2 separate regions of the Homo sapiens genome follow, and region 1 is linked to region 2. A link is a loop called in an ENCODE intact Hi-C map of the cell type or tissue named here. Cell type or tissue: PC-3. All regions are shown on one strand. Each heading gives the region's core, and the rest is flanking DNA. Links, peaks and the distances in the headings are about the cores only. Region 1 overlaps SBF2-AS1 (SBF2 antisense RNA 1). Region 2 holds the start of LOC101928008 (a long non-coding RNA gene).

Evidence for each region. A loop is a pair of places that touch in the nucleus more often than their neighbours do. Peaks named below come from ENCODE experiments on the same cell type or tissue, not always from the same donor. Only the 100,000 strongest peaks of a DNase experiment are listed, where the experiment ranks them.
Region 1: a loop joins it to region 2, with 3 times the contacts of the local background. A loop is called at or near these places in 5 of 110 quality-filtered maps.

The regions. Positions count from the first base shown.
Region 1 is chr11:9,766,197-9,778,379 of GRCh38, reverse strand. All of the region lies in intron 1 of SBF2-AS1 (SBF2 antisense RNA 1), which reads right to left. Among named protein-coding and RNA genes, the nearest start is that of LINC02709, 13 kb to the right of the region's middle. In PC-3, for the core only: no CTCF peak of the experiment used is centred there; a DNase peak (open chromatin) is centred at 3,389.
Region 2 is chr11:9,834,949-9,847,131 of GRCh38, reverse strand. It overlaps SBF2 (SET binding factor 2), which reads left to right. Exons shown (of 40, transcript NM_030962.4): 23 at 49-176; 24 at 1,392-1,567; 25 at 4,362-4,507; 26 at 7,436-7,634. It overlaps LOC101928008 (a long non-coding RNA gene), which reads right to left and starts at 7,990. Exons shown (of 3, transcript NR_120539.1): 1 at 7,856-7,990. It also overlaps the pseudogene RNU7-28P. In PC-3, for the core only: no CTCF peak of the experiment used is centred there; a DNase peak (open chromatin) is centred at 8,001; H3K4me3 peaks cover 461 bases; H3K27ac peaks cover 2,343 bases.

The DNA.
Region 1 (12,183 bases), core at 741-5,740, 64 kb after region 2:
CAGATTTTTCTGCTTCAGGGAACTTTTTTTTTTTTTTTTTTTTTGAGACAGAGTCTCACTCTGTTGCCCAGGCTCTGGAGTTCTGGAGTGCAGTGGCGCAATCTCGGCTCACTGCAAGCTCCACCTCCCGGGTTCACACCATTCTCCTGCCTCAGCCTCCCAAGTAGCTGGGACTACAGGGGCCCACCACCACGCCCAGCTAATTTTTTGTATTTTTAGTAGAGATGGGGTTTCACCGTGTTCGCCAGGATGGTCTCAATCTCCTGACCTCGTGATCCACCCTCCTCGGCCTCCCAAACGGAATTGTTAAACAGTACAAATGATCAGTGATTTCAGTTCTAGACAGTACTTCCTTGGTTAAGCCCATGAGTTTACCTCATGTAGCCAACAGAGAATGCAAGTTTTCATCTAGGGCAGAGCCTTTAAGTCCTTTGACATCCAGAGTCCTCTGAGCCAAGCAAGAGGATCCCAAATAGCCACTGAGGCTCAAGGTGAGATAGATAGTGACATATTCCCTTGAGCTTTCGGTTCTCCTCAGTCTCAAGAGCATGCTGATCTAGCCAAGGGCCCTCAAGCCTTTCCTTGGTCCTAGGCCTCTCAACAGCTACCATTACACATTGCCGTGTCCCTGAGATTCAGTCAGGAGGGAGACAACTGGGATTAGGGGTTGAGTAGAAGCTGTGTTCACAGCGTCAGTATCTGGATGCCCTTCATTCCTCAGGTCTTAACTGTGAACGGGGAGAATACTGGGTTCTGTAAACAAAAATAAAATTCCAAGCCCCCCAGATGACTGAATGGACCCCCTCTCAGCCAAGGGGGTTCCAGAGAAACCTGAAAAACGAGTTCCAGCCATGATGCTCGGGCAAGGAGGTAGACATGCCTCTTTATACCCTCTCCCTTTTGGAGTTTAGACACAACAGACCAGCATTAACATTAAAACAGATCTTAAGACTGACAAAATAGACTGTCACAATAAAATACCAAATTCCAACCTGACTCTAGTATAGCATCACACAACAGATAGCAAGCCCTGAAGGAAATCAAAGCTTTTTTAATCCCAAAATACATTCCTTTTACATATTTTGAAATGGCCCTGCAAAGCTGTATCTTGTGCGGGGGGAGGGGATTTACATTCTGTAGAGGATCCCTTTCCCTTCCCCGGTGTTTTTCTGATCCTGAAGAGATTAGCTAAGAGTCTAGTACCTTTTATTAAAGGTCTGAATAGGAAATATTTGCTATCTGTTGCCTCTAAGGGCAGCCACCTATGAGACTTCATCTACCTAAGAACCTAGGTCTCTACAACCCCTTATCTTAACCCAGACTCTCCTTTCAATTAATTTCAGCCTTTTAGATAATAACTCTTTCAGCCAATTGCCGATCAGAAAATCTTTGAATCCACCTGTGACCTGTAAGCTTCTGCCTTTCCAGGCCAAATCAATGTATACTTCACATGTGTCGGTTGATGTCTTATGTCTCCCTAAAACATATAAAAACAAGAGCCTTTAACCCAACTACCTTGGGCTTGTATTCTCAGGACCTCCTGAGGCTGTGTCCTGGGTCATGATCCTTAACCTTGGAAAAATAAATCTCTAAATTGATTGAGACCTGTCTCATATACTTTTTTGCTTTACAGTTCCAAGGGAGAAAGACCAGGGCTTGGCAACCTGCAGAAGCCTTAACAGGGCCCTTCCTTCTGTGGTCCCAGTGACAAAACCCTTCTAATAATGGGCTCTTGAAAGATGCAAACTCAAAGGAGCACATAGCATAAGTCACTTCCCAACCCCTTTGACCCAAATCCTTTATTCCCACCTCCCAAACCCCTTCACTCTATTGTCTCCACTCCAGAGCTAGAGCTTAAACTGCTAATAACATGGCACATTTGCTTCTCAAGGGAAACTGACATTTATAGGTATTTAATCAGGGATTCTTGTAAGAGTTACTAAGTAGCCCTATCATCCCATAAAGAATTTCTGAAAGATCCCAAGCTGATAACAGAGAAGTGCCCTCAGCAATGCCAGCCAAAGCTATGAATTAAGCAGTGAATAAAGCAGTGTTGACGAAGAGATAGGGTTTACAGCAGCACCATCAAACATATATAATGCAAGCCCCATAGATATCTTCAAGTTAAAAAAAGACATTAATTTTAATATATTTGTTTTTACCATATGTTTACTCCAATATATCAAAAATATTTTAATGAGTAAACAATACCAAAAAAAATTAATGAAATATATTCCTTGTTCATACTAAATCCTCAAAATCTAGTGTGTATTTTATACTTACAGCACATCTGAGTTTGGACTAATTTTTTTTTCAGAGGCCATTTCTGATAAAACAAATGCATGTCATGTTTCTATACCAGTTCTCCAACATCAACTGGACATCCAACAATTCAGTTCAAGTCTGACACTAACTCCCCGGATTTAGCGTAGACTCCACAAGTTCAGGTCTGTCCTCAAGACTGCCCCCACTTCAAACACTAGTTGCAAGTTCCAAGGGCCACCAGAACTTCTAACCAACCAGCTATAAATATGAAGGTTTCCACAATCCCCCCTCCTCAGGTTCAGTAATTTGCCAGAACAAATCATATAACTCAGGAAAACACTTTACTTACATTTACCAGCTTATTTCTAAGGGATACACCTCAGGATCAGCCAAAGGGAAGAGATGCATGGTATGGAGGGAGGCAACACACCACCTGCCCAGCATCTGATGTGTTCACCAACCCAGAGGCACTCCTTATCTCATTATTCAAGAGTTTTTACAACCCAGTCTCAAGTTACCCTCCCTCCCCCGAGGTTGGGGGTGGCTGAAAGTTCCCACCCTCTATTCACTTGTTTGGTCTTTCAGATGACCAGCCCACATCCTTAACCTAGCTAGGGACCCCACCCTGAATCACCTTGTTAGCATAAACTCAGGTGTTGCGAAGGGCAGTTATGAATAGCAAAAGATACTCCTAAAGGGTGGGGTGTGTTAGGAATAACAAACTATCACTTAGGGAATTTCTAGGGTTTTAGACACTGTGCGCCAGGAACCCAGAACAAAGGACAAATATATTTTGTACTCTACCACAACTAGCCTTATTTCCACTGCTACCACACTAAACAATGCATATTTACAGCAAATAGCCTGCTCACAGCAGAGCCTGCGGGGGTAGGGAAGAGCTGGGTGGCAAGAGACCTGGCTTCTAGTGCTGGCTCTCTTCTAATGTAATCTATGACCTTGAATCAGTCCCTTAACTTTGCTGGGCTTTGACTTATAAAAATGCAGGACGCAGATGATCTGTTACTTTGTGATTCCAAATATTTACCTTGGCAAGGACTCAGTTTCCAAACTGAGATTTAAAGGATTTGCTGAAAAATCCAAATCATCTAAATCAGTGCATCTCAAATTGTAATGCATACATGAATCATCTTGTTAAAATGAGATTCTGATTCAGTAGGTTTGGGGTGGGGCTTGACATTCTGCGTTTCTAATGAGGCCAGTGCTGCTGGTCCACGGACCACAGCATTGGTCCTTGGTAACAGAATTGTTCTTGGAGTAACAGGAATGTGTCTCAGTCCTCTGAGAAGCAGATGCCTGATAGGCAGGAACTCTGGGGAGGCTGGAAGAGCCAAGAGACGATGATGCTGGTGTAATCCTTGTGAAAAAGAAAGGGAAGCAAAGATGAGTGGAGGAGACTTGGAGTGCAGTGCAGTTCTAAGGAAGTTCAGCAAGGCAGATAAGAAGTCCTTGAGCCATCAGGGGAATCCCACATATTCCAAGAATGGGCCTTCCTAGGATCCCCACCATGCTCAATCATTGGCTAGGAGCAGTCCATGGGAAGCATGGTTTTGGTGGAAACACAGTAATAGATTTCAGAATATACCAGCTGAGGCCAATAGTCAATGACAGTCCCTGCAGTCAGAGATCTGAGAGAAATCTTTTCATGGTTGTCAATGTTAAAGTTGTCAGAATCAAAATGGAGTCACTTATGTTTAAAAAAAAGCAAAACAAAACAAAACAAAACAAAAAAGCCTGATAAATTGAGCCAGGGAAAGCTATGAAGAGAGAGTACTCATGCATAAATGCCTGATAACAAAAACTATCAAAAAAAAACCTGCAAAAATTGCAACCTTGCACAAAGGCCATTGCAACCTTACACAAAAATTACTCCTTTGAAGGCATCTGTCTAGCAACTGCCTGTCCAGCCTTGGATTAGTGTCACCCTTGTTACTGATCCTTGTAGCCAGGATAATTATCTCAAAACAATTATGTAATGATCCTCATTTTTCCTTTAAAAAACCTTTGTGTTCCTTTACCTCCCTGAATACACACATAGTTTACTATGGTGTTATATAGGTATTCCCATTGCAATGCCCTTGATATAGTTTGGATGTGTGTCCTCACCCAAATCGCACGTTGAAATGTAATCCCCAACTGGAGGTGGGGCCTGGTGGGAGCTGATTGGATCATGGGAGTGGATTTCTCATGAATGGTTTAGTACCATCAACTTGGTACTATTCTCATGACAGTGAGTAAGTTCTCCTGAGGTTTAAAAGTGTGTGGCACCTTCCCCCTTACTCTCTTGCTCCTGCTTTGGCCATGTGACATGAAAGTTCCCGCTTGGCCTTCTACCATGATTGTAAGATTCCAGAGGCCTTCCCAGAAGCAGATGCCACTATGCTTCCTCTACAGCCTTACAGCCTGCAAACCATGAACCAGTTCAACCTCTTATAGTTTTGTTTTTTTTTTTTTTGAGACAGGGTCTTGCTATGACACCCAGACTGTAGTGCAGTGGCGCAATGACAGCTCACTTCAACCTTGACCTCCTGGGCTCAAGCAATCCTCCCAGCTCAGCCTCCTGAGTAGCTGGGACTACAAGTGTGCTCCACCATGCCCAGCTAATTTTTTTATAGAGACAGGGTCTTACTATATTGCCCAAGATGCTCTTGAACTCATGGGCTCAAACAATCCTCCCACCTTGGCCTCCCAAAGTGCTAGGATTCCAGGCATGAGCCACCACACCTGACGTCAGGTATTTCTTTTTTTTTTTTTTTTTTTTTTTTTTTTGAGACGGAGTCTCGCTCTGTCGCCCAGGCCGGACTGCGGACTGCAGTGGCGCAATCTCGGCTCACTGCAAGCTCCGCTTCCCGGGTTCACGCCATTCTCCTGCCTCGGCCTCCCGAGTAGCTGGGACTACAGGCGCCCGCCACCGCGCCCGGCTAATTTTTTGTATTTTTAGTAGAGACGGGGTTTCACCTTGTTAGCCAGGATGGTCTCGATCTCCTGACCTCATGATCCACCCGCCTCGGCCTCCCAAAGTGCTGGGATTACAGGCGTGAGCCACCGCGCCCGGCCCAGGTATTTCTTTATAGCAATGCAAGAACAGACTAATACAGCCCTATTAAATAAATATTATTTTCTTTTAGAGACCCTCTCTGTTATGTAGGGTGACATAAATGGTGTCCAGAAGCAGGACCTGAAAAAGAATATCAGAAGGAATTCGTGACTCTTGGAACTAGTGTGCAATACTCGCCTGAGCCCTTTGAGCACTCTGTTTCTATGGCTCACATTTTCTGCCCTGGTGCATTTTCTCTCAGGCCAAGCCTCTCCCTTTTTGGTAGAAGCTCTTGACTTTGAACAGGAGTTGTTGTCTAAGGTAATACCCGAGGTTCATTGCCTCATGCCAAGAAAATTAAGGACACAGACACACACAAGGAGTGAGTTTAAGAGCAGAGGTTTACTAGGCAAAAGAAAGAGAAAGAACAGCTAGCTCTGTCCTTCAAGAGAGATGGGCTCCCAAATGGGACTTCCGGCCCACAGTGGAGTGCACAGATTTTATAGACAGGCTTGAGGAGGTGATTGATTACATAGGGCCCAAAGATTGGTTGGACCAGGTGTGACATTACGTAGTGCCCAGGGAATCTGGCCGCACCACCCTAATCTTATTATGCAAATGAGGTCTTTGCTTGGCTGGTGCCATCTTGTCTGCTTCTTATGGTATGCGTGGCTAGCAAAGAGAAGGGAAGATGGAGCTGTCATGTTGGATATGCCTAGCCCCAGGTAGCCTTTTCCTATTGGCACAGCTGCTGGCATTCACCCATGCAAACTTCTAGCTTCCTTGTTTATGTCTGCAGCTCAATTTTACAGGCTGCTCTTTGTTAGAAAAGAAAATCATTTGGGAGCTACTTTTCATAAAAGGAAAACCTTACCAAGGACTTCCTTACCCTATCTGCCTAATTTCTTAACTCCTCCTATATCAACTTTATTCAGGATTTGGTTTCGTTATAAAGCCACCTTTAATAAAGGACTGTACGTTCTCCTGGAATGATAAAAGGTTTTTTATCTTTTTTGGTTTAAAGACAAGTGTCTTTCTGGATTGAGTACTCTGGTTTCTCCAGAATCCACGTTCTTTCTGCAAGACATGACTTCTCTGGTAAATTCACTTTTGTTTCTTTCTTCGTTGTGATGGTTAATACTGAGTGTCAACTTGATTGGATTGAAGGATGCAAAGTATTGATCCTGGGTGTGTCTGTGAGGGTGTTGCCAAAGGAGATTAACATTTGAGTCAGTGGGCTGGGGAAGGCAGACCCACCCTTAATCTGGGTGGGCACCATCTAATTAGCTGCCAGTGCGGCTAGAATATAAAGCAAGCAGAAAAACGTGAAAAGAGAGACTGGCCTAGTCTCCCAGCCTACATCTTTCTCCCGTGCTGGATGCTTCCTGCCCTTGAACATCAGACTCCAAGTTCTTCAGCTTTGGGACTCAGACTGGCTCTCCTTGCTCCTCAGCTTGCAGACAGCCTATTGTGGGACCTTGTGATCATGTGAGTTAATACTTACTAAACTGCCCTTTATATATATCTATCCTATTAGTTCTGTCCCTCTAGAGAACCCTGACTAATAAATGCATGCATAATTTAATTTTTTCTACATTCCTGGGTTGAAATTTTTGTGAACATTCTTATCTTGGTTTCATTTTGGTTTGGTTACATGAATCTGTAAATGATTTGGCTCCTTTCCCTTGCTTGTTTCTAAATATCTTCTGAGAGCAAAAATAAATATTCTAAATGGCAGGGGCAGGATGGCTATTTAAAAGCCACTAGGACAGTTGTCACTATCTAAAACATGGGTCCAAACTCTTGACATTCTCTGACAGGATTTATAGGATTTTCTTTGCTCTCAAGAGATTAATAAGAAATGAAATGGGATTCTCAAATATTAAGGCATGCCAAGGTTTTCTGAGACTCCAGCCAGCTACATATTATGGTCTATTCTCATGAATATATTTAAACTAATGGGCCAGGTGCAGTGGCTCACGCCTGTAATCACAGCAATTTGGGAGGCCGAAGCAGATGGATCACTTGAGCCCAGGGGTTCAAGAACAGCCTGGGCAACATGGCAAAGCCCCATCTCTACAAAAAGTATAAAAATTAGGCAAGCATGGTGGCATGCACCTGTTGTCCCAGCTTCTTGGGAGGCTGAGGCAGGAGGATCAATTGAGCCCAGGAGGTTGAGGTTGCAGTGAACCATGATTGCACCACTGTACTCCAGCCTGGGCAACAGAGCGAGACCCTGTCTCAAAAACAACAACAACAACAACAACAACAACAACAACAACAACAAATACTAATGGACAAATCATATCAAGGAAAATTCAGGGCTAAAATGGTCTAACGTGGTGGCTCATGCCTGTAATCCCAGCACTTTGGGAGGCCAAGGCAGGTAGATCACTTGGGGCCAGGAGTTCGAAAAGAGGCTGGCCAACATGGTGAAACCCCATCTCTGCCAAAATTACAAAAATTAGCCAGGTGTGGTGGTGTATGCCTGTAGTCCCAGCTACTTGGTAGGGTGAGGCACAAGAATCACATGAACCTAGGAGGTGGTGTTTGCAATGAGCTGAGTTCATGCCACCGTACTCCAGCCTGGGTGACAGAGCGAGACTGTCTCAAAAAAATAAAAATTAAAAAAAGAGTCATAATTTGAACTGTCTAAAATATACTACAACTATAGTGTTAACATCACAGTCTACCCCTTGTGCCACACAGATCTTTACTCTCCACCAGGTTCAGGGAGAAGTTCCTCCCCATTTCCCTTGGGCCTCTATTCCCAAGGGGAACTCAGAAGAAAGCAGGAGGTCTGTGGGACTAACTACGGCCCCTACCAATGAAGTTAATCTTGGAGCCATAACTGGCCTTCATTCTCTCCCTCGTCCACTATCTATTCCGAATTCCCCCGACCCTCAACAACCTCCTCAGATGTTGGTGGCTTACCTGGTGGTGTGAGCCAAACCTTCATTCTGGGGGTGAGAGGAGGGGGAGGGAAGGGGATAAATGCTAAATAATCAAACCCTTCTCAGGGTTGCTGCATATCCTTTCACAATTACAGTGGGGCTACCTGGAGGTGCACAGTGGATCACATGGGCTCCACACACATTCCTCCTGCCCTCATTATCCAGAAGCAGCCTTGCCCCTTCCTGTTGATCCGGGTCAGTTATCCCTGCCAGTATGATGACTCTTCTTGTCTGCTGGTTTCTGAGCACGAAGAATCCCAAGTGCCCTGCAGCAGCCGCAAACCATACATAGTTCAATAGGACCCTTGCTATCATACTGTCCCCCAGTTAAGTGCTGTGCTGTGTGGAATTCCATGCCTTTGGATCAGGCATTCTGTACATCCCTGGAAAGTGACGCTAACTAAGGCTCTGTGGTGAGGAAAGGCAAACCCATGCCCAGAATAAGTCTCTATCCCTGTAGAGATGAACCATTGGCCCTTCCAGAATTGAAAGGGCCTGATGCGGTTGACTTGCCCCAAGTGATGAGTTGGTCTCAAGGAATAGTGCCATTTCAGGGGCTCAGCATTGGCCTCTCTTGCTGACACACTGGACATCTGAAGGCCCCTAGACTTTTCTGCCATATCACATCACAGTGATCTCCAAAAGGCCTCTTAAAGAGGGGCCATGATGATGCTTTGGGCTCCAAGTGTTAATGTTAACTCAAACTCTGCATCTGCTACTCCTCAAAATGTCTTGTTATCCCCATTTCTCTAGTGAATGATTACCTAAATGGCCATAGGTCCCTTTGGGGGAAAAAAATGAAGGAATCATTGTGACATATACTTGCTGCAATTCTGCAAGGTCCTTCCTCTTAGAGAGCTGGCCAGCTCTTTAGTCAATGGTTCTCAAACCTAAGCTAATTTTCAGATATGGAACCATTCCTTTCTAAGGGAAGCACCTGTGAGGGACAATGGGCAGGGAGGCCAGAGAGGTTGGGAGGGCTATCAGACCATGATGGGGGTGGACCGCTGTGAAAGAGAGAGGGAAGGAAGGAACAAATATATTGAATAAATTATAAACATCTGGTGCATACTGGGCACTGAATTGCTCCCAAGGAATCTCTGGATGAATACAGTACAGCTCAGCCCCCAAAGAACTCACAACCTAAAGTAGACCCAGGCTATTTGCTGTAAGCAGAATAATCCCCCACTTCTCTGAAGATGTCCATGTTGTAATCCCTGGAACTTGTGAATATGTCATCTTACATGGCAAAGGGGAATTAAGGTTGCATATGAAATTAAGGTTGCTGACCAAGACATTATCCTGGATCGGTCCAATGTCATCACAAGGGTCCTTATAAGTGGAAGTGGGAGGCAGAAGCAAATGTCAGAGAAAGACCCGATAGGAAACTCAATAGGAGAAAGATTTAATGAGCCATTTCTGGCTTTGAAGATGGAAGGGGGACAGATGTGAGCCAAGAATGTGGCAACCTCTGGAAGCTAGTAAAAGGAAGAAAATGGATTCTCCCTCAGAGCTCCAGAAATGAACATAGCCCTGCCAACACCTTGATTTTAGCCCAGTAACACCATTCTGGACTTCTGGCCTCCAGAATAGTAAGAATAAATCTGTATTGTTTTAAGCTGCTAAATTTGTAGTAATTTGTTACAATAGCAATAGGAAACTAATAGGGCTATATAATGAACCACAGTGATTTGTGCAATTGCATCGTATTCGTACAACAGCTGTATACTGGGGGCAGGAGCTCAGAACAAGCAAATTGGATGGGGGATGGCCTAGGGAGAATAAGATGAGGCAGAGGGGCATAGGTGCAATGTGATATGCAGAGGCAGCTGCTGCAAGGCCAAGAGGGACACTCACACATGCAAACATATAATCCTGTGCACACACATGCAACACAAACAAGGGCATACATGTTCTCACATATACACACCCTAGTGATACTGGCACTTACGCATGCAGACTCTTTCTGACGTAGGCCCACCCACTGCCTGGATTCCACCTGTTTTTCGTGACCTCTCTTGTATTAGTCTATCTCATGCTGCTAATAAAGACATACCCAAGACTGGGTAATTTATAAAGGAAAGAGGTTTAATTGACTCACAGTTCAGCATGGCTGGGGAGGCCTCAGGAAACTTACAATTATGGTGGAAGGGAAAGCAAACATGTCCTTCTTCACATGGTGGCAACAACAAGAAGTGCTGAGCAAAAGGGGGAAAAGCCCCTTGTAAAACCATCAGATCTCGTGAGAACTCAGGATCACAAGAACAGCATGAGGGTAACTGCCCCCATGATTAAATTACCTCCCACTGGGTCCCTCCCACGACATGTGGGCATTATAGGAACTACAATTCAAGATGAGATTTGGGCGGGGACACAGCCAAACCATATCATCTCTGTCATCTCTTAACAGCATATTTCCTGAGGGCAGCTGAATTTAGCAGGTGGGGATAGGGCTTGTCTACCACGGCTCCATCACTAGCCTTCACCTGAGCAGGAGGTACACTGGGAGGCTGAGACTCACCAGTTGGGGGGCAACTGGTTATTATTTACCTGCCCAGCATTTTAGTATGTGCGGTGTCAGGGTAAGCCCTGACCATGCACATGTTCTCCCAAATCTCAGTCTCTCCCCTCACAGCTGTATGATGGAACCTATTATGAATGAGCTGGTCACCCAAAACCAGTGTGTCCATCTTCCCATGCACTTGTCTGTCCATTTTCTTTCATTCAACATACATTTATTGATGCTTCTTCTGTGCTAATGCCTGCTCCTGGATACTCTGGACCCCAAATAAAATAACCTACTATCCAAGATATGATTTCTGGTGTAACCAGAGCTATGATAGGGTGAGAGCAAGTAGGAGCCTGCAGAAAGATGGGAGGAGCTCATAGCCCAGCCTTGGGGTAAGAGAGGACTTCCTGAGTAAATGACATTTAGGCCGAGTATTAAAGGATAAGATCACTGGGCAAAGGTGAAATCACGAGGAGCAAGGAAAAGAAGTTAAGTCAGGTTTGTGACATGTATTTTAGAAAGATCTCCCTGGTGAGGATGGCGAAGGGGGACTGGGAGGGAGGCAGGCCAGTGAGCAGCTGCTGTAATTATCCCAACCTGAGAAGGCAGTTGGGCTGGATAGACGTGGGAGCTCCAGAGACATGCCTGAGGTGGTATCTGTAGGATGTAGGGCCTAACTGATGGAGACAGAGGGGATAAAGGAGGAGAGGGGCACTTGAAGACTGTCAGGTTGATGTCTGGGACATCTAAGAATGGCCCCAGCCTCAGACTCAAGTGCCAGGAGTAGAGAAAGGATGACCAGGTGGGGGGCACCCAGGCCCTGGTGCTGACTTCAGGAGCAGGCATATGCTTCCCAGCTGGTAGTGAGGGTATGTGCAGCACTTCCAGGATCCGGGAGGGGTTCCCCAAGTCACATACACACACACCGATCACACGTCTGGGCTTAGAGAAAGAAGTTAAGTAGCCCCTCCCCATTTTAACAGCCGAGGAGTCCATGATTTCAGGAGGTTAAACGACCTTCTCCAAGGCCACACAGCAGTGCCTGATGGAACTGGGATTTGAACCCAGGCTTGTCTAACTGCATCCTGTGCTCTTCTCCCCAGTCCTGACAGGTCAACCAGGCCAGTCTTGGCACCACAGAATTAAGAGTACAGGGGACCTCTGACCTCTACGTCACACCCAGCCTGGCCAGGCCATTTACAGGGCCATTCAAAGCCAGGACTGCCTCACCCTCTTAGACACTGGACCAGGACATAAAGTTCTCTTTGTGGGCAGAATGAGCTTGGGCACTCCAAGGAGAGGTGGGATGGGCCCACAGCTAACTTAGCCCTCTCATACCCACTCCATACCGTGGCCACCCACCCCACAGCTAGAGCACCTAAGAAGTGCATCTCCTAGCC
Region 2 (12,183 bases), core at 5,954-10,953:
GTGAGCTATAAAGTGTTGTTGCTGAAGCTGTGTCCTGTCTATTTACAGTGGGTGAGCAGACAGTTGTGCGGAGCTTTCCCATTGCCTCCATCACCAAGGAGAAGAAGATTACAATGCAGAACCAGCTACAGCAGAACATGCAAGAAGGACTGCAGATCACATCAGCATCTTTTCAGGTATTAAAAAAGGAAGCCATTGTTTTACTATTCAAAAATTTTCAAAAGTCAAATGATATTATGGCCATTTTGTGTGGTCATGTGCTCAGAAGTTAAGAGGATGAGAATGGGGAAGATCATAGGGTCTGAGAGGGTAGTCATCAGCTGAGTAAACTCATGAATAGTCTTGGATTTAATCCCTGGAGCCCCTTAGCCAACTCAGAGTACCAGCAGATACTCAATAATGAGTGATCTTAGAAACTTAGACAAGTACGATTGGTTCTTATTCTCTGCCAAGTTATACCTCAATACCTGTTTGATGAAGCCTTTAGATAAAAAGCAATTATCTTGTCATCTGTTTTGAAGGAAATGCCCTGTGGCTGTTCTATGGAAAGGTAAACAGTATAGCTAGGGCTAAAGTTCTATTGGTACTAGTTGCATACCCCTGATAAAGCAAGAGGTTTTCCAGGGGTTTATGACTGTATCAGAACTTTGTAGAATTACTGCAATAACTCAATAATTATTGAATAATGCAAACCAGACCCTGGAAGAAGTGACCTTTTCTTAGTTTTTCCTGTTCTTAAATTCTCAGTTTGCAATATTTTGCTTGTCTTATTCTTCATCACTTCTCAGATTTCTAAGAATGCCAGTTCTTGCCTCTTTCCTTCTAGTCAAGGATCTCTCCTATTGGCTTCTATGCTAATTGTGTGAAATGTAAGGCTGCTGATCTTTAGGCTCCAGACCTTCTCTCATCACCTGAAAGCATTGGCTGCCTAAGGATTTCCTCACTGTCCCGACTACCAAAGAACTCCACACTCAAATATTGCCTAGCTGTACTGATTAGGATTCTAGTCAAATGGATTTCTTTTCTTCCTACATTTGTTGTATCTGGGTAGGAAGAGACCTTATTAGGCCAAATTCTCTATCTGGAACCAACCAGTTGAGAAATGAGAAGGGCGTGTTTGCTATACAATTCCCTATCCCATTGTAGAAGAAATAATCTTAAAGAAACTGACTTGAAGATACATGATTTTCCTTGCCAACTAGCCATTTATGGCAAGTAAACCTTTTTGAGCCTTTTTTTATTTTTAAAAATTTAAAAATTGTATTGCATGTTATCCAAAGTCCCTTTGACCTCCAGTCTTGCCATTTTGTGTTATTATATTCTGTTGTTTGGGGGAAAGTTGCCAGGAAATCCTTAATGCTTCTTTTGTGTTTAATCTCTTTTGCTTCTAGTTGATTAAGGTAGCATTTGATGAAGAAGTCAGTCCAGAAGTAGTAGAGATCTTTAAGAAACAGCTGATGAAGTTCCGTTATCCTCAGTCCATTTTCAGTACCTTTGCTTTTGCTGCTGGACAAACTACCCCACAAATAATTTTACCAAAACAGAAGGAAAAGAACACTTCTTTTCGGTAAGAAGAAAGACAAGTCTGTTAATTTCAGCCCTCCCGTAATTGATTGCAAAAGGAGTAACCTATCCTTTGTGTCCAGGTGTAAGCGATTGCTGTTTTCATTCACTGTTCTGTTTCTGTCAAGCCCATGGGGCCAAGATCATAAAGTTACGGAACAGCAGCATTGATAAATGTAGCAAGTTTCAAAAACTAAAAGCTACCAGAGGCTTTGACTGTCATGTCCATTGCTCACAATGCATTTTTAGAATGTGAAATTCTATTTTCTCTTTTTTCCATATTGATCACTTTCTAAATGCTTTTGACCAATCCCTTCAGCTTTTATTAATATCCAGGCCCAGTGGACAGATTTGCTTTTATCTAGAAACAGGAGGCTATATTTTCTGTTTTTCATAACTCTTGAACATTTCAAACTTACTGAAAATTCATAACAGTAGAACAAAGAATTTCTGTATATATTTTACCCAGATTCACCAGTAGTTTCTACTTTGGTCCATTTGTTTATCATTCTCTCTCTCATATATACACATATTTTTTTTGAGCCATTTGAGTTAGATATAAGATGTCCCTTTATCCTTAAGTACATCACAATATGTTTCCTAAGAACAAAGACATTATCTTTTTATGTTTTTTATTTTATTTTGTTTTTTAAATTTATTTATTATACTTTAAGTTCTGGAATACATGTGCAGAACGTGCAGGTTTGTTACATAGGTATACATGTGCCATGGTGGTGTGCTGCAGCCATCAATCCATCATCTAGGTTTTAAACCCTGCATGCATTAGGTATTTGTCCTAATGCTATCCCTCCCCTTGTCCGGCATTATCTTATATAAGCACAGTAATCAAAGCCAGAAAATTTAATTAATATAAAACTTTTATCTAACCCAGAGTCTATATTCACATTGTGTTAATGATCCTTTTTTAGTTTAGTACCTAACTTTTTTATTCCTGGTCCAGGATCTAATCCAGGATCAGGCATTGCATTTAGTTGTCATATTTCTTTAGTATGAACCCTTATTTTCTAGAAAGTTTTTAGAAATTTATGTTGAAAGTTTTAAACTTCAGTTATGACGAAATAACAATAGTTTTAAGTTATCTTCCATCGGTGATAAAATATAAGGGCTAAAATTTCATTCACTGTTAACCATGTAGAATTCGGGCATCTGCCAATACAAATTACAATACTAGGGAGAGCTTTGCAGACTTTGGAAAAGAGGCCCTTCCTTTGCCTGAAAGAAGGGTAGATTGGGGATTATAGAAAATTTGAGGTTCCAGACAGTATATTATTTCTCAGTTGCACAGCTAGCCACCTGTCTAGCTTTGCTTACCAGGTAATATCCAGGTATGGTATGCTGAAGCATGAGCAAGTTCCTAGGGATTTACAGCAGTGGACCAAGCATCTTGTCTTAGCACCATAGGGTCGGAGAGGAGCCTATGATGTTTGTTATCTCAGCCTTCAATGGAAGAGACAAAGCTTTGTGTGGTATTTTACATTTAGAAACTATCAGAAACATGTATATTTATATTAGTTTCAGAAATATATACCTGTATCAAGCCTGTTATATCAGCTGCAACAGAGATGTAGCAATTTAAAAATTTTAAGAGTTGCCTGGGTATATGAAACAAAAGATATATATAGCTTTAGCTGGGAAAAAATTTCAAAAATCCCATTGAGTTTAAGTTACACCTAGTGTTACAGCTCTTTTAGAATTTGTCTAGCAGACTTTCCAGTTTTTGCCAGAAAGCCCACTAATAAAAATTAAAAAATAAAAGTTACACAAGTGATTTACAATAAGTTTAATTTAGGAAATATCAGTATTTTATGATTCCCAGCTGTTATCTCAAACATGTTTCATAACCTTCAGGTTTACATTGCAAATAACTAAAGATGGAGTCTGGTGAAACTATTTGATAATAAAAGAAGCCTTATCACTTTTTACTGAATGGCAAGAAAACACCAGAAGAGTTCTTTGTGATAGAGAAGAATATAATCAAGAACAGTCTTCAGAGTCTTCACCTCCATCTGATTAGTCAGGAAATAGGTTCTCTGTTTAATTCTCTGGATTGCCTAGATTTTCTGTCAGCAAGAAGGGTTAAATTGTTTGAATAAATAAAGTACTTCTAGGTCCATTACATCTTAGTTTCCCTTTAATTAAAGCTGATTCTCAAAAGGATACTCAAGTTTCTGATTTCTTATTTTTCTCCTTCAAAAAAGGGGAATTATATTATTTTTCTATGCTTCTTAAAGTTTACAGCTAATTAGAGTCAGGACATCACATATACACACTTAAAACAGTTAAGAAATAAGCAAATGTGTTGCCAACTATGAAGGCCATATGATCTCAAAGAAAGGCTTGTGAGTTGGTAGAAAGAGAGTTTGAGTAAGTAGAGAAGTGGGCAGGCTGGCTTTCCATGTAGGAGGACTCCAACAAGCATGCTTTGTGGGAACTGTGGTAGGGACAGTGGCATGAGGATAACCAGAGTGGGTTCAGGGCAGTCCTCCCCGACAAGCTAAACCAAGGAGTTTAGATTTGGGGTGATAAGTAGTTTGTGTCTCACTTTACATTTTCCTGCACGTTTTTCCTAAGACAGTATCCTGATGACAGTGGTGTTTTATGGGAAATTAGTCTACTGCCATATTAAAAGTAACCTAAAGAAGGAGAGGCTTAACAAGAGTCTGGACCAGTAGTGGCTGTGGGAAAGGAGAAGAAACAATTTGAGCTAAGTAGGTGTCAACAATACAAGTAGTGCTTTTATATTAAGTTGACATTCTCTTTGGTTTTATGACTTGTAGTACCTTCTCAAAAACAATTGTGAAAGGTGCCAAAAGGGCAGGGAAAATGACAATTGGGCGGCAATATTTACTGAAGAAGAAGACAGGGACAATTGTGGAAGAAAGAGTAAATCGTCCTGGATGGAATGAAGATGATGATGTATCTGGTATGTGAAAACTTGAATTTCCTTCATTATTCAACTTTATTTCTTATATGAATAAGAGACTCAGATGTAGTTGCACTTACATCTTGATTCACAAAAACCTAGATCTCATGAGAAGATGGAAGCACTTACCAGCTTCTTAGAACTGGGGGAAAAATATTTTCCCAATATCCCATTGTTCAGGTAATATTTTGTTAAATTATACTTCTTTACTAAATTCATACAGCTAATTGGTCATTTTTATGTGTGTCTCATTAAAAGAAGAAAGAAGGGAACCCCACTGCATGGGAAATTTAGGTATAGAGTAGTCCCCTGTATCTTATCCTTCTAGAATAAGAATTTAAGGTAAGGACATTGAACATTTCAAGTTGAAGATTTCAGTTTTTGGTAAGAACATTGTTGGTGCTCTTAATCAAAATGGGGGACCTAAGATGAAGGAATACTTAGGTCATAAGAAAAAATACTTGCTAAATATTTGAAAGAACAGCTACAATATCTCTCAGTGGGAAAAATAGAGGCAGAAAGCTAGTAGCAAAATCTCTGAGTGACTGTTTCCCATTCTTAACCCAGTATCAAATATGCTATGGAATCAGCACTACAGAGAAGCTGATATAATGGGAGGCAGAATGCCATTACACCCTTTTTTTCCCCTCAGGATCTTAGAATCAGTCACCGGTGGTTTTGCAAAAACTACTACTAACAACAACAACATTTTAAAAAAGAAACCTCATCTTCAGAGAAAGCACTGGCTAACCGGTCTCCATTTTCAGTTGCTGGGATAAAGAACCTATGTGGGCCAGGCGCAGTGGCTCATGCCTGTAATCCCAGCACTTTGGGAGGCTGAGGCAGGCAGATCACTTGAGGCCAGGAGTTCGAGACCAGCCTGGCCAACATGGCGAAACCCTGTTGCTACTGAAAATACAAAATTTTAGCCAGGCATGGTGGCATGCGCCTGTAGTCCCTACTGCTCAGGAGGCTGAGGCATGAGAATTGCTTGAACTTGGGAGGAGAAGGTTGCAGTGAGCCGAGATTGCACCACTGCACTCCAGCCTGGGTCGGACAGAGCAAGACTCTGCCTCAAAAAAAAAAAAAAGAACCTATGTGGTTTTGTATGTATGTATGCATGCCCTGGGTGAGAACATGTACATACAAGCTTGCCTTTGGGGCAATGAAAATACCCACCATTATATCACTGAAATAACACCACACCCATTTGTTGGAACCCTGATCTTTTCACAGTCATGTGTCAAACCATAAAAATATTATCGCTACCCATCACTATTGACTCTTCTAACTCAATTTTTTTTATATTTCATGGAACAAAACCTATTATTCTATGATAATTATTCTACTAAAAGACCAAATTATATAATGTTCTTTGCTCCTCTGAAAATTAAAGGCCAACACAGAATTGATACCTGATGATATTGCATTGTGAAGTTCACAAATGGAAACATGAATTGAAGTTCACAAATTGAAACACTTAATTGTTGATGTTCTGCTTTTTTAAAATATATTTTAATGAAAGAGGGCCATATCTTTGCCTGCACATTAGTACTTTGAGTACATTTTCAAAAACTTTGAAAGCTTGATTTGATGTCTCTTACTTTCAAAATAAATAGGGAAGTAAATTAGGACAGTTTTTAACATGGATTTTTTTTTTCCCCAGTTAGAACATGCAGTACCAATTAGGAATGTTCTTTAAAAAAAAAAAAGCCTCCCTAAAATATTTGATTATTGAGTAAATTCTTCCACATCTAAAATTGTAAAGGATTCTGTAACCTGTGATTGTAAAACTGTGAGGGGATTTCCCACGTACACCACATCCTCTAACAAAAATATTTCCAGGAAAAAAGTGTAACTCCTTTATACCTCTCTGAGGAAATAAAGTTATTTTTCCCTCTAGTGAACTTCTGGTTAATCCAGAAATTTCTAATAAAAGTTTATAGTCTGAAAAGTAAACTGAAATCTGGATGATGAGTTTGTATAGTGATTTTATGAAAGATAAATTTTACTGATGGGTTAGCCTCTGACAAACTTTGGGTGTTTTTATAGAGTCCTAAATAGAAATCACTGCAATTTGACAATAAGCAAGCCTTCATGAAACAGAACAGTGTAGGTAATGAATTCAAAATTATATTGTTTTTAGAAATTATTTAAATGGTATTATTTTCCTGACATTTTTTAGTTGAATTACTGATATTTTATTTCTTGACTATTCATTACACTTTTAATTTATGTTTATTTAAGTGTGATTCCTCACAGAAGTTACATGATTTAATTTGTGATATACATAATACTTGTCATCCTAATATAAACCTGTCTTGGTGTAAGAGTCTTCTTCAAAAGTAGCGGGTTTGTTTTTTTTTTTTTTTGCGGCTGGGGGCGGGGTTTGAGACAAAGTCTCGCTCGGTTGCCCAGGCTGGAGTGCAGTGGCACGGTCTCAGCTCACTGCAACCTCCACCTCCCGGGTTCAAGTGATTCTCCTGCCTCAGCCTCCCGAGTAGCTGGGATTACAGGTGCCTGCCGCCACACCTGGCTAATTTTTTGTATTTTTAGTAGAGATGAGATTTCACCATGTTGGTCAGGCTGCTCTCGAACTCCTGACCTTGTGATCCGCCCACCTCAGCCTCCCAGTGCTGGGATTACAGGCGTGAGCCACCACACCCAGCCCAAAAGGAAGTTTTTAATCCTGTGCTTTGAGCTAATCATTTCTTCAATATCTGTCTCTACCATCCCAGTTTCAGATGAGAGTGAGCTCCCCACAGGTACTACCCTGAAGGCCTCAATTGCTTTGAGCTAATCATTTCTTTGATATCTGTCTCTACCATCACAGTTTCAGATGAGAGTGAGCTCCCCACAGGTACTACCCTGAAGACCTCAATTGCTTTGAGCTAATCATTTCTTCGATATCTGTCTCTACCATCACAGTTTCAGATGAGAGTGAGCTCCCCACAAGTACCACCCTGAAGGCCTCCGAGAAGTCTACAATGGAACAGTTGGTGGAAAAAGCTTGTTTCAGAGACTATCAGCGTTTAGGTTTAGGAACCATAAGTGGCAGCTCTTCCCGTTCAAGACCCGAGTATTTTAGAATTACTGCCTCCAACAGGATGTATTCACTCTGCCGGAGGTAAGTGTGTCAGTGGGCTCCAAAAAGAGGTCTTCCTTCCTTTCTTCTTATTTGAATCTTTAATAGGCCATTTGCATCCATAGCCCTGAGATAGATAAAAATGCCTGAAAATAAGAACAAGGTCTCCAGGATACGAGCAAGCATCTCATTGGCATTCTCGGAACAATTACCTTACTGAAAGTACCTCTAGTAGGTGAGAAGGTGAAAGGTAAAGTACTCACCCCCTATGAATTTCTCTTGTCTTTCTCTTCCCAGTTTGCTTCTTTTCTAGCATGACTAAAGATAACTTGAAGAACAGGATTTTCCCAGCCCAATAGAGGACATGAAAGTCTTTTGTAGGCTGGGGAGCCACAAACTCTTTCTATAAAGGGTCAGTTGGTAAATATTTTCAGTTTATGAGCCATAGAGTCTCTTGTTGCAGCTATTCAACTGTGCCGCAAAAGCAGCCACAGACAGTAAGGAAATGAGTAGGCATGGCCAGTTTTGGCCCACAGGCTATAATTTGCTGACCCAGGTGTAGGCAAGGCTTTCTTATGCGGTCTAATTGGAATGTTTTCAAGGGAATATTACTTAAAGGATGTAAATAAAGAGGCATTTTCTTTTTTCAGTTCTTGTCATCTCTCACTGTTTTTCAAATATGTTGAGTCTTATTCCATGCTTTACTATATGTAAATATATATTTTCTAAAATTACATTTTCACCATCCACAAGTTTAGTCATTTTCATCTCCAGGTAAGATTTTTCTTTGCATTTATAAATTCCTGCTTAAACAGCTCTGAAATCACTTTGTAAATTGTAAGCTTTGTACATATTTTAGAAAGTTATCTTAATGTTACTTTCAACCCTGTTGCTCTTGAAGATAGATATGTCATTTTAAATGGCAATTTAAGTTTACAAATATTAATATGAAACTTCAGAAACAAGTTGGGAATATAGTTTTGAGATTGTGGCCAAATAAACATTTTGCATGAAGTTCTGAAAAATTGGCACTCTGAGTATGCAGTAATTTTTCTGGAATTCTCCGTCATTCTAACTAAATTTTCTCTGAAGATGAGTCATGTTGTCGGGGTGTGATGTCCTGCTGTTTGGAAAGTTTGCTATCAAAATTATGCCAGCCATTGAGAAAACAGACTCATTTATCATTCCAATCTGTCAGAAGTAAAATAAAATTTTAATAGATGACTTATTAGAACACTGGTTATAAAGCATTTATGATGGTAAAAAGTAATATATATCCATTAAGTTATTAGCAGGAAGGAAATGGAATAATAAAAAATAATCCAAAAGAAGGCAAGAAAGGAAAAAAAAGGGGACATAGAACAAATGGAATAAATAACAAGTAGTAAGATGGTAGATTTAAATTCAAATATATCCATAATTGCATTAATTATTAATTGACTAAATGTTCCAATTCAAAGAAAGAGATCAGGGTTTGCTTTAAAAAAAAAAAAAAAAAAAAAGTGGCTGGGCTCAGTGGCTCACGCCTGTAATCCCAGCACTTTGGGAGGCCGAGGCAGGCAGATCACGAGGTCAAGAGATGGAGACCATCCTGGCCAACATGGTGAAACCCTGTGTCTACTAAAAATACAAAAATTAGCTGGGCATGGTGGCTTGTGCCTGTAGTCCCAGCTACTTGGGAGGCTGAGGCAGGAGAATCACTTGAACCCTGGTGGTGGAGGTTACAGTGAGCCGAGGTCAAGCTACTGCACTCCAGCCTGGTGACAGAGCAACACTCCGTCTCCAAAAAAAAAGCTTTCTGCTGCTTTTAAGGGACAAATCTAATATACAAGTATATAAAAAGGTAGAAAGTAAAAGGATAGAAAAAATATACCACGCAAAACTACCTTTAAAAAAAGTTGTTGTCACTATATGAATATCAAAGTAGACTTTAAAAGCAGTAAGAAAGGATGGTTGATAATGACAAAAGGTTTATTTTACACACAGCAATTCATTAAGATCAAGTGGAGTTTATTGTAGGAATAGAGTACTGGTTTCACATCTGAAAATCAGTCAGTGTAATTTACCACATTAACAGAATTAAAAAGAAGTTTATTATATAAAGATAAGCATTTTGCAAATGCAAAGTACACTTATGAGTTTTATTTATGTAAATTTATTTATGTAAATTCTGTATTTTTTGTCACATTTGTGATCTTTAGAAAAAAGCTCTCAGCAAAAGAGAGTAAGAATGAGCTCCCATGAGTAGCGCCCTGAAGGCCTCAGAGAAGTCTACAGTGGAACAGTGGGTAGCTCCTTAATCTTCTGTCTTAAAAATCCTACACAGGAAATTACTTATCTTAGAAATAAATAAAATATTAAAAGCTTTTTCTCTGAAATCCTGACAAGGATGCCCATTATCACCATTTCTATTCAGTGTTGTACTAGAGGTCTTAGGCAGTGCAAAGAGACTAGAAAAGTAATAAAAGGTATAAAAATTGAAAAGAAAGAAATAAAACTGCCATTACTCACAGATGACCAAAATGCACATGTAGAAAATCTGTAGGAATCTGCCAATAAACTTTTAAAATTATTAAGTGGATTTAGTACAAGGTCACTGATAAGGTCACTAGTACAAGGTCATTTACAATAATTATATATATACTAAAAACATTATTACAAAATGAAATTTTCAAAAAGTGATGCTATTTTGGTATTATTCCTACTATTTACAGTAGCACTAAAAAACATTACTTAGGGATGAATCTAATAACCAGTGCAAGACCTCTACATGGAATACTTAAAACAATATTGAAGATCATTGAAGAGCTAAATAAGTAGATATTTCAGGTTCTTAGATTAGAATATTCAGTATTCTAAAACTGAATTTCCTGAAATTGTTCTATAGAATCAGTCCCAATCTCAGCAAAATGTTAATGGAAACTGAAAAGGTAATTCTAAGAGTTACATAAAAATGTGGAAGGCAGAGTAGCCAAGATAGTCTTACAGAATAATACTATAGGATGTCAAGAGTTTTTATAAAGCTACAGTAATTAAGACAGTATAGGACTGACACAAGAATGGACAAACGGACCAGTGGAGCAAAATAGGGAATATATTAAACAGAAACACCCCAACATATGTGGATACTTGATTTAAGATAAAAATAACACTTAAGAGCAGTGGATAGAAGATGTTTTTTCAATAAAGGATGCTGGGAAAAATTAATCTTGACCTATTCCCATTGACCTATAGATCTATATGTAAAAGGTTAAAACAATAAAACAATAGGTTTGTTATTAAGGTTAAAGCAAATAAGCTTAAAACAATAAAGCTTCTAGAAGATAAGAGAATGTCTCCATGACCTTGAGGTATAGGGAAAGATTTCTTGGGATAGGAAAAACATTATCTATAAAGTAAAAAATTGATAAATTTAGAACTTCTGTATATCAGGAGATATCATCAAGAGAGTAAAAAGGACTATAAATTGGTTAAATAACTTTGGAAAGTTGTCTAATGCTGTCTAAACATTTAAACATCTACTGAACATATTCATAACCTAATTCCTAGAAATTCTCCTCTTAGGTGGAGTAGAATTTCTAACAGAAATACATATGTGCTCCCAAAAGACATCTACAAGAATGTTCATGGCAACATTCTTAATAATTAAAAAAACTAGAAACTACTCAAAATCAACAAGAGAATAGATAAATGGTATCATACTCACACAGTGAAATACAGTAATGAAAATGAACAAACTACACGTGAGTACAAATAACACGGATGGATCTCATAAACATAATATTGAGCAAAAGAAGCCAAACATGAAAGAATAAACTCTGTTGATTCCCTTTATCTAGAATTCAAAAAGAAGCAAAATTCATCCACATTGTTAGTCAGGATAGTAGTAATCTTTTTTTTTTTTTTTTGAGACAAGGTCTTGCTCTGTCTCCCAGGCTGGAGTGCAGTGATGTGATTCCAACTCACTGCAGCCTCAACCTCCCTGGCTCAGGCGATCCTTCCACCTCAGCTTTCTGAGTAGCTGGGACTAGGCGCATGCCACCAAACCTGTCTAATTTTCTTTTTATTTTATTTATTTATTTTTGTAGAGAAGAGGTCTCACTATGTTGCCCAGGCTGGTCTCAAACTCCTAGGCTCAAGCCATCCTCCCAGCTGGGCCTCCCAAAGTGCTGGGATTACAGGTGTAAGCCACCATGCCAGGCAGGATAGTGGTAATCTTTAAGAAAGAAGAATAAATAGTGACTTGGAGGAAATACTAGATCTTGGATGCTTGTAGTGGTCAATTTCTTGACCTAGGTGGTAGTGATATCACCTAGGTTTTGAGCATTTGTATGTGAATTATGCTTGAATTAAAAAGTTTCCACAACAGCTTCTGAAGCCTAGTCTACCTCTTGAGAGTTAACTGTGGAGCCCAGAGCTGAAGGCTCTGAGTAGTGGGTTAGGATGGGTGGCAGGGAAATTGATATCTTTCATTACGAAATGAGACTGGTACTGGGAGTAGCTTCTCTTGGTCTTTAGGCTTCACACAATTTGCCCCAGCATGAGGGGCTCTCCAGCTGTCATGCAAGCCCATGTCAGGAAGCAGGAGAGA